Regions from separate parts of the Homo sapiens genome. Here region 2 is linked to region 1. A link is a loop called in an ENCODE intact Hi-C map of the cell type or tissue named here. Cell type or tissue: B cell. All regions are shown on one strand.

Evidence for each region. Hi-C counts contacts between places; a loop is a spot of excess contacts. Peaks named below come from ENCODE experiments on the same cell type or tissue, not always from the same donor. Only the 100,000 strongest peaks of a DNase experiment are listed, where the experiment ranks them.
Region 2: it touches region 1 in a loop (4-fold over the local background); 5 of 110 quality-filtered maps call a loop at or near these places.

What each region holds. Positions count from the first base shown.
Region 1 is chr6:166,784,618-166,789,617 of GRCh38, reverse strand. It overlaps a transcript of RPS6KA2 not described here. Among named protein-coding and RNA genes, the nearest start is that of RPS6KA2-AS1, 120 kb to the left of the region's middle. In B cell, CTCF peaks have their summits at 2,533 and 2,733 (motif pointing left); a DNase peak (open chromatin) is centred at 2,717.
Region 2 is chr6:167,348,910-167,353,909 of GRCh38, reverse strand. No RefSeq gene overlaps it. Among named protein-coding and RNA genes, the nearest start is that of TTLL2, 26 kb to the right of the region's middle. RefSeq lists enhancers at 2,135-2,429, 2,253-2,931 and a silencer at 2,642-2,911. In B cell, CTCF peaks have their summits at 2,138 and 2,337 (motif pointing right); DNase peaks (open chromatin) are centred at 1,679, 2,369 and 3,569; H3K4me3 peaks cover 2,027 bases; H3K27ac peaks cover 1,500 bases; H3K27me3 peaks cover 1,466 bases.

The sequences.
Region 1 (5,000 bases):
TACTGGGGGGTGTCTCCCAGTTAAGCTGCTCGGGGGTCAGGGACCCACTTGAGGAGGCAGTCTGCCTGTTCTCAGATCTCCAGCTGCATGCTGGGAGAACCACTACTCTCTTCAAAGCTGTCAGACAGGGACATTTAAGTCTGCAGAGGTTACTGCTGTCTTTTTGTTTGTCTGTGCCCTGCCCCCAGAGGCGGAGCCTACAGAGGCAGGCAGGCCGGCCTCCTTGAGCTGTGGTGGACTCCACCCAGTTCGAGCTTCCCAGCTGCTTTGTTTACCTAATCAAACCTGGGCAATGGCGGGCGCCCCTCCCCCAGCCTCGATGCAGCCTTGCAGTTTGATCTTAGACTGCTGTGCTAGCAATCAGCGAGACTCCGTGGGCGTAGGACCCTCCGAGCCAGGTGTGGGATATAATCTCCTGGTGCGCTGTTTTTTAAGGCCGTGGGAAAAGTGCAGTATTAGGGTGGGAGTGACCCGATTTTCCAGGTGCCGTGTGTCACCCCTTTCTTTGACTAGGAAAGGGAACTCCCTGACCCCTTGCACTTCCCGAGTGAGGTAATGCCTCGCCCTGCTTCAGCTCGCGCACGGTATGCTGCACCCGCTGTCCTGTGCCCGCTGTCTGGCACTCCCTAGTGAGATGAACCTGGTACCTCAGATGGAAATGCAGAAATCACCTGTCTTCTGCGTCACTCACCCTGGGAGCTGTAGACTGGAGCTGTTCCTATTCAGCCATCTTGGCTCCACCCACCTATTTTATTTTTATTTTTTATTTTACTTTAAGTTCCAGGATACATGTGCAGAATGTGCAGGTTTGGTACATATACATACATGTGTCATGATGATTTGCTGTACCTATCAACCTGTCATCTAGGTTTTAAGCCCCACATGCATTAGGTATTTGTCCTGATGCTCTCCCTCCCCTTGCCCCTCACCCCGGACAGGCCCCGGTGTGTGATGTTCCCCTCCCTGAGTCCAAGTGGTCTCATTGTTCAGCTCCCACTTATGAATGAGAACATGCAGTATTTGGTTTTCTGTTTCTGTGTTAGTTTGTTGAGGATGATGGCTTCCAGCTTCATCCATGTCCCTGCAAAGAACATGATCTCATTCTTTTTTATAGCTGCATAGTATTCCATGGTGTATATGTACCACATTTTCTTTATCCAGTCTATCATTGATGGGCATTTGGGTTGGTTCCATGTCTTTGCTATTGTAAATAGTGCTGCAATAAACATAGGTGTGCATGTGTCTTTATAGTAAAATGATTTATAATCCTTTGGGTCTATACCCAGTAATGGGATTGCTGGGTCAAATGATATTTCTTGTTCTAGATCCTTGAGGAATCGCCACACTGTCCTCCACAATGGTTGAACCGAGTTACACTCCCACCAACAGCATAAAAGCATTCCCATTTCTCCACAGCCTCACCAGCATCTATTTTTTCCTGACTTTTTAATGATTGCCATTCTGACTAGTGTGAGATGGTATCTCATTGTGGTTTTGATTTGCCTAATCATAATACCTAATGATCAGTGATGATGAGCTTTTTTTCATATGTCTGTTGGCTGCATAAATGTCTTTTTTTGAGAAGTGTCGGTTCATATCCTTTGCCGACTTTTTGATGGGTTGGTTTTTTTTTTTTTTTTTTGTAAATTTGTTTAACTTCTTTGTAGATTCTGGATATTAGCCCTTTGTCAGATGAGTAGATTGCAAATATGTTCTCCCATTCCTTAGGTTGCCTGTTCAGTCTGATGCTAGTTTCTTTTGCTGCGCAGAAGCTCTTTAGTTTGATTAGATCCCATTTGTCAATTTTGGCTTTTGTTGCCATTGCTTTTGGTGTTTTAGTCATGAAGTTTTTGCGCATGCCCATGTCCTGAATGGTGTTGCCTAGGTTTTCTTCTAGAGTTTTTATGGCTTTGGGTTTTACATCTAAGTCTTTACTCCATCTTGAGTTAATTTTCATATAAGGTGTAAGGAAGGGGTCCAGTTTCAGTTTTCTGCTTATGGCTAGTCAGTTTTCCCAGTGAAGGGTATAAATGCTTAAAATAAATTTAAATGTAATAAAGAAGAGACAGTAACTTTTAACAGGGGGTATATTTTTTTCAACTGTGACCTTTTTTTTTGGAACATTTCTACTTCTATATCTGTACTCCCACAGCCAGACTTATATTTTTATCATCAGTATCTAGATATGTTTCTATATTTAAATCAACACAGTTTATATAATTCATAAATATCAAATCATACTTTTTATAATATTCTCTTAACATTTCATAACTTTTCCCCAAAACACTTAAATATTTTTAAAAGCAGCTAGAGTTTTCCATCATATAGCTGTACCATAATTTATTAGTACAATCCCCTATTGTTGATTACTTAGGTAAATTTTCAATTATACATCATGATAAAAAAAACACTATGATAAACATCCACATACATCAGTCTTTATCTTTGGATAAACTCCTAGAAGTTATTGGGTCAAATAATTTGAATATTTTTATATAAACATGCTTATTTTACATCTTATTTTATGCAAAATAATATTTTAAGGCCTAATTTAGGAAAAATATTTAAATTCTGGATTGAGTTTTCTATACACATATTGGCACACCGACATAGCTGTGTCTACCACGAATCAGAATTCCTGGTTGGGAAGGCCATTTAAAACCCACATTGCAAAATGGCATCAGGCTCATTTGACCTATCTCGGGCCTCTTGTACTTTTCTCTTCTGCCCTCTAGTGGTCATGAGGATCAAAAATGTGGAACTGGAATTATATATATTACTCTACTGATGAAAGTAACCAAAATTAAGCATAAAACACCTGAACTAAACTATTTTTGAGCACTAAATTACACAATTACTAAAAATTTATCATGACATAATTCAGTTTTCTTCACTTTTGCTATGATGATTTTTTTAAGCATTTTTTTCCTCCTGTGATGTGGAAGGTATGCATCTTTTAAAAGTATAATTGTAGCATTTTTGTTTATACTACTATAAAATGGCAATATCTATTAACCTAGCAATGTTTGAAGTAAATTACAAAAAAGAATACTTTTACATTCTTCCTTCCATACTACTCCCAACCGTCTACAAATCTTTGTTGATGCAATCAGAATTTTTTTTTTTGCATCCGTGATATCATTCATGAATTATTTTGTTACCTTTTCTACTTTGATAATCAGTTTTGTCACCATTTTCTCCCATTTTCATGGCCATATTAACAATCATTATTCTCTATTAACTCCTTTTAACTGGTTTGCTTTTCTTACTGCTAATACCATGATTTGTAAATTCTCCTTCCTTATGTTCTGTATTTGGAATTAAGGTTTATTAGACAAGTTCATTTTTAAAGACATTTTTCTGGGCTGGCTGAGCCAGGCTGCCACTCCTGTGTTCATATTTAGTTCTGCTCCATGATGATTAGCAAAATAAAAGGAGACTGTTCACCACAGAAGGACTTAAAATGTACTGTGATATCAGCTTTCCATACTGTAAGTGGATTGGAGGAGTCACTGTTCCTAACTCAATTTTCTCAAATAACAAGAAACACCCATAAATGATTGTTGAAAAAGGATATCTGAATTGTATGGTTTTCTGGTCACATTTGTCAGAACCCCTTTTTTCTTAGATTTTTAAAAAGAAAATAAAACCAAATGTTATTTAATTGATTATTATCTGCTATTTTTATTATTATTTTGTTAGATTTCATTATTGACCTTCTAGAACAAAAAGGAAGAAAGGTAAAAAATCTTTTTGGCAATACCTTGTCTTTATACTAACATGTCCTAAAAACATATTTGAATGACTTAAGTCTCATATAAATAAGATCGTTGTAGTAAAATCATTGAGTGCTTTATAGAAACAAGATGCCTGGAAGCAAATTGTGGTGCTTAAGAATACGGGCTTGGACTCAGCTAAGTCTGACTTCAAATGCTGGCTCTGCAACTACTAGCTTGTGACTTTGGATAAATTATTTAACCTTGTTCAGTCTTAGGTTCAACAGCTGAAAAACGGTGTTCATGTTGCTCAGATTCTCGTAAGGACCACGTGAGTGGAGCTCTCGAACCAGGAGCACCATGCCTGGCGTGGAGCAACCTTGAACTTAGTCGCTATCTTTCAGGTGTTTTCTGGTCCATTGTCTATGGAAAGTAATTACTTAAAAAATAATAAACCCTCAAGTAAGTAGAAGAAAGGAGCAACAGCTCCCATAAACTGAAAGAGCCAATAATCCCTGCCCTATACACATCTTTTCAAACCTGGAGCCAGCGACCTAGGGAGGAGACTGAGGCCGGCAGAACTGGGTGACCTGCCTTGGCAGCCTAGTGGGGGGTGGCACATGAGGGGTGAAGAGAAGAAGCGCCAAGTCCCTCCCCTGCTTTCCGGGGAATGTCCCAGACAGGCAGAGGCTTACATCAAGAATTCGGAAGATTGTCTTATTTCAGAATGAGACTGCCTTTACAAGCAAATGGGATTGTACTAGTCAGTGCTCTCCAAAGAAACAGATCTAAAAAGATGCAGACAGATAGGTAGACGCAAACACAGAAAGATTTACACATATACAGACACGTGTATACAGAGAGTGACCAATAGCTACAACCTGCTCTAAGAAGGACCTGACAGCCAGGGCAAGCTGGGGATTTTCCTGACATCAGAACCATCCTCCCAGCCCCAGCTCAGCCCGTGTACAACAGAAGCCAGGAAGCACATGCAAAGTGAGGCAAACAGGGATTATTCATCACAAATGCACTCATCAAGCCAAACTTATTCATAAATTTACTCGGTAGAATGCTTCCTCTGTCCTGGATGAGACATGGAGACCACTGCGGGACTTCTCTGGTCTCATGTATAGACATGCATACATAGGTATATATGTGGTTATAGATAGGTGTGCACGTGTGCATATGTGGTTATGCATAGGTGTGCACGTGTATATATGTGGTATAGATAGGTGTGCACATGTGTATATGTGGTTCTGCATAGGTGTGCACGTGTGTATATGT
Region 2 (5,000 bases), 560 kb before region 1:
ATTTACTGCATTGACTGACTCTTCCTCTCATGAAAGGTTTCTCTGTAGCATGCGATGCTGTTTGATAGCATTTTACCCACAGTACAACTTCTTTTAAAATTGGAGTCAATCCCCTCAAACCCTACCCACTGCCCCATCAACTAAGTTCATGGAATATTCTAAATCATTTGTTGTCATATCAATAACGTTCACAGCATCTTCACCAGGAGTCAATTCTATCTCAAGAAACCACTTTCTTTCCTCAACCATAAGAAGCCACTCCTGATCTGTTCAAATTTTATCCTGAGATTGCAGCAATTCAGTCACATTTTTAGGCCCCACTTCTAATTCTAGTTCTTTTGTTATTTCCACCTCATCTACAGTTACTTTCTGCAGTGAAGGCTTGAACCCCTCAAAATCATTCATGAGGAATGAAATCAACTTCTTCTAAACTCCTGTTAATGTTGATATTGGTTCTCCTCCCGTGAATCATGAATGTTGTTAATGGCATCTAGAATGGTGAATCCTTTCTAGATGGTTTTTAATTGACTTTGCCCAGATCCATCTGAGGAATCACTATCTATGGCAGCTATAGCCTTTTGAGATGTATTTCTTAAGTAACAAGACTTGAAAGTTGAAATTACTCCTTGATCCATGGGCTGCAGAATGGATGTGGTGTTAGCAGGCATGAAAGCAACATTCCTCTCCTTGCACATCTCCATCAGAGCCCTTGGGTGCATTGTCAATGAACAGTAATAATTTGAAAATAGTCTTTTTTTCTGAGCAGTAGATCTCAACAGTGGCCTCAAAATATTCAGTAAACCACTCTGTAAACAGATGTGCTCCCATCCGGCTTTGTTATTCTACTTATAGAGCCAAGACAGAGTAGATTTAGCATAATTCTTTTTTTTTTTTTTTTTTTTTTTTTTTTTTTTGAGACAGAGTTTGACTCTTGTTGTCCAGGCTGGAGTATGATGGCATGATCTTGGCTCACCGCAACCTCCGCCTCCCGGATTCAAGCAATTCTCCTTTCTCAGCCTCCAGAGTAGCTGGTATTACAGGCACCCACCACCATGCTTGGCAAATTTTTTGTATTTTTTTTTTTTTTAGTAGAGACGGGGTTTCTCCATGTTGGTCAGGCTGGTCTCAAACTCCTGACTTCTGGTGATCCACCCACCTCGGCCTCCTGATTTAGCAAAATTCTTAAGGGCCCTAGGATTTTCGGAATAGTAAATGAGATTGGCCGCAAGTTTAAGTCACCAGCTGCATTAGCTCTTAGCAAGAGACATCCTGTCCTTGGAAGTTTGAAGATAGGCATTGACTTCTCCTCTCTAGCTATGAAAGTCCTAGATGGCATCTTCTTCCAACAGAAGGCTGTTTCATCTACACTGACAATCTGTGGTTTGGTGTGGCCACCTCCATCACTTACCTTAGCTAGGTCTCTGGATAACTTGCTGCAGCTTCTCCATCAGCACTTGTTGCTTCATGTTGCACTTTTATGTTATGGACATGGTTTATTTCCTTAAACCTCATGAACCAACCTCTGCTACATTCAAACTTTTCTTCTACAGCTTTCTCACTCCTCTCAGTCTTTGCGGAACTGAAGAGAGTTGAGGCCTTGCTCTGGATTAGGCTTTGGCTTGAGGGATCCATATCAGCAATAAAGCTGTTTCACTTTCTCGTCATTCATGTGTTCACTGAAGCAGCACTTTTAATTTCCTTTAAGAGGTTTTTCTTTGCATTCACAACTGAGCTAACTCCTGGGTGCAAAAGGCCTTGCTTTCAGTCTATCTTAACTTTGAACAGGCTTTCCCCACTAAGCTTAATCATCTCTAGCTTTCGATTTAAAGTGAGAGATGTGTGTCTCTTCCTTTTACTTGAACACTTAGAGGCCGTTGTAGGTTATTAATAGTGTAATGGGAATAGGGAGGCCTGAGGGGAGGGAGAGAGATGGGGGCAGCTGGTCAGTGGAGCATGTGGAACACACGTGACATTTATTACGTTTTCTGTCTTACGTGGGTGCAGTTGTTGGTTCCCCAAAACAATTACAGAGTAAAATCGAAGATCACTAAGTACAGATCACCATGACAGATATAATGATAATGAAAAAATTCGAAATATTACAAGAATTACCAAAATGTGAAACAGAGATATGAAGTGAGCACAAGCTGTTTGAAAACGGGACCCACAGATGTGCCCCAACGGAGTTACCACAAACTTCCAATTTGTAAAAACAAGTGCAGTATCTGCGAGGCACAATAGAGCAAGGCGCAACAAAACGAGGTCCGCCTGTGCGTGCGAACCCCTCGCAGGGAGGCTGTAAACACAACGCAGGAACATCATGAAAAAGCCCGTTCCGGCGCTGGGCTGCAGAGGGCGCTGTCGGGTAAACAGGTCATTTCGCGGCACAAAGCAGCTCACAGCGCATCTCTGAAGTAACGCGGTCAACGCGGTCAGATTCACCTTTCCAACATGTGCCATGCAACAAACTGGGTCACTGAAAACCGCGGAAGTTTATTCCTCACCCCCCCCCCCGCCCCCGGACCAGGTGGGTTGCGCCCTCAGGGAGCTGAGCCGTCCCCGTGAGGCCCCTTCGCTGCCAGCACAGTTCAGCTGTGCCGTCCCCAGCGCTGCGGTGCCTGTAGCTGGTGTGCGGAGGAATCGTGGTCAGAAATGTGCACACGTGGTCCAGACAGACGGCCCCGTGAGTCTCCGAACAGAAAAGAGGGGGGCGAGGCGGAGTCCTGAAGGCTAGGCTTGCAGAGGCGGGAGAACCAGGCAGGGGGCCACGGGCCTGCGGGGCTCCGGACAGCGACAAGGGCGGCGCCCCCCACCCGCCTGCGCTCCCGGAAGGCCGAGTCTGTCAGCGCTGCCTGCGGTGTGTGGCAGCTGCGCGCTCCTTCCCTGTGGGGCAGAGCTGGCTGGAGCCACCGCCTGAAGAAACTGGGCTCTGTCCTCCGCTCCGGGGAGGGGATCGTGGCCAGTGGATGCTGAGTTCCTTCTGTTGCCTGCCGCAGCCCACAGCGAAGTCACTCTGAAGAGCATCTCGCTGGCCTGCGCTTCTGCTTCTAGGCGGCTCTGACCTTGACACCCCTTTCCTCTTCTGCTTATGCCTTCGAATCCTACATTAAGGGAAATGGGGATCCTGTTTTGAAACCAAATGAGAAAGAACCACAACCCTCAACTTCAAAACACTTCCAGTCTCCTGAAGGTTTTTTAGATTCGGAGATCTCCACCCATTTCCCAGGGTCCTTGAAATGTTTCCTGGAGCCGCGCCTCTCCCAGTGCTCTGGCTGGAGACAGCAGCGGTGGCTGTCTTCCTCCGCGTCCTTGTGAGCACCCAGTTTGGGGTGGAAGAGTCAAAAAAAAAAAAACCCAGGAACGCCCCACCCTGTCGTTCTCAGGGTCCCCCGGCTCCCCCGGGCTTCCTCTCTCCGCCTCTCGTCTTCCTGCGTTTGTCTGATGGGCACTGCCCGAGGTTTCCGGTTGCACCTGCGGGACGGAGGAAAACGCACGCCTGTTCCATCTTCTTAGGAGGGGAATTCTGAGGCTTTTTGAATGACCACCGTGTAGCGCCTTAATTCTCCTTCACTTTCACCGGTTTTGTCTGCCCCACCTCAGGAAGACTGTCTGTGTTCTTTCCTCCATAGCCCGGGCACCGAAGGCACATGCCGTGCATACAAATTTCCTGTCTCGTCTCAGACTCCACGTGAGCTCGTTATTACTTCAATTTAATCTGCGCACGTTTCACCCTAGGAGAGATACTGCCAGATGTGGCAGCTTCTCCTGACAGATGGCCCGAGGCCATTCTTGCCCTAAAACTTCAAATGCTCACATAAAACCATCCTTCCTAACAACACAGGTTTTCCCATTTCTGTGAGGTTGACCTTTACACCTGAAGAGTCATCGAAACCCAGCTAGTGATAAAGAAGTGAAGATTTCAAAAAAACGGAGGGAGAATGGAATCTGGTCTCTGGTTTTCAAGCGATTCCAGTTGCTTGATTTAGTCTCATTGGAATGTTTGAGCATTTGAGGAAAAGGCCCTTAACTCTATTTGCCAAACCCCATAAAGTAGGAGCTGAACTGACATTTAAAATCGGAGCAGCCTTGACGGGCTTGCGTTCTTACTTGCGTCCTTTAAATCTTTCCTGGAACAGAGTTGAGAACGTATAAATGTATAAATGCGTGAAAACAGGCAATGAACAAAGTGTTCATTCCAGTCTCGTGTCTAAATTCCCCGGAACATGTTTTTTCTCCTGCCTTTTCTCTGAACTCCATGCAGGTCAAGTCACAGCCTTTTTTTTTTTTTTCTTTTTTCACAGACTCTCACTCTGTCTCCCAGGCTGGAGTGCAGTGGCGCGATCTCAGCTCACTGCAACCTCCGCCTCCCAGGTTCAAGCAATTCTCCTGCATCAGCCTCTGGAGTAGCTGGGACCACAGGTGCACACCCCCACGCCTGGATGAGGTCATAGGCTTTGTCAGCTGTACCCGCAGTCTCCCTGTGCACCCAGCCACGGTTAGAGGTCACTGTCTTGACCCTGGCGGTGACCCTTGCTCTTTGCAGTTGTGCCACCCACTCTGCATCCCTACTTGCAGCAGCTTAATCTGGCCTCTTTCAAAATAATTTCAACCGACGGTAATTGTATATATTTCTTAGGTACAATGTGAAGTTTTGATGTATGTTTGCATTGTGGAATGATTGAATGAAGCTAAATAACATATCCATTACTTTACAGGCATCATTTTTTCTGTGTGAAGAAAACATTGAAAATCTATTATTTTAGCAATTTCGAAATATACACTACATTATTATTGACTATCGTCACCATGCTATGCAACAGATCACTAGAACTTCTTTTATTCCAGCACTTTGGGAGGCCGAGGCAGGCAGATCACAAGGTCAGGAGTTCAAGACCAACACGGTGAAACCCCGTCTCTACTAAAATGCAAAAATTAGCTGGGCATGGTGGCACTCACCTGTAGTCCCAGCTACTCAGGAGGCTGAGGCAGGAGAATGACTT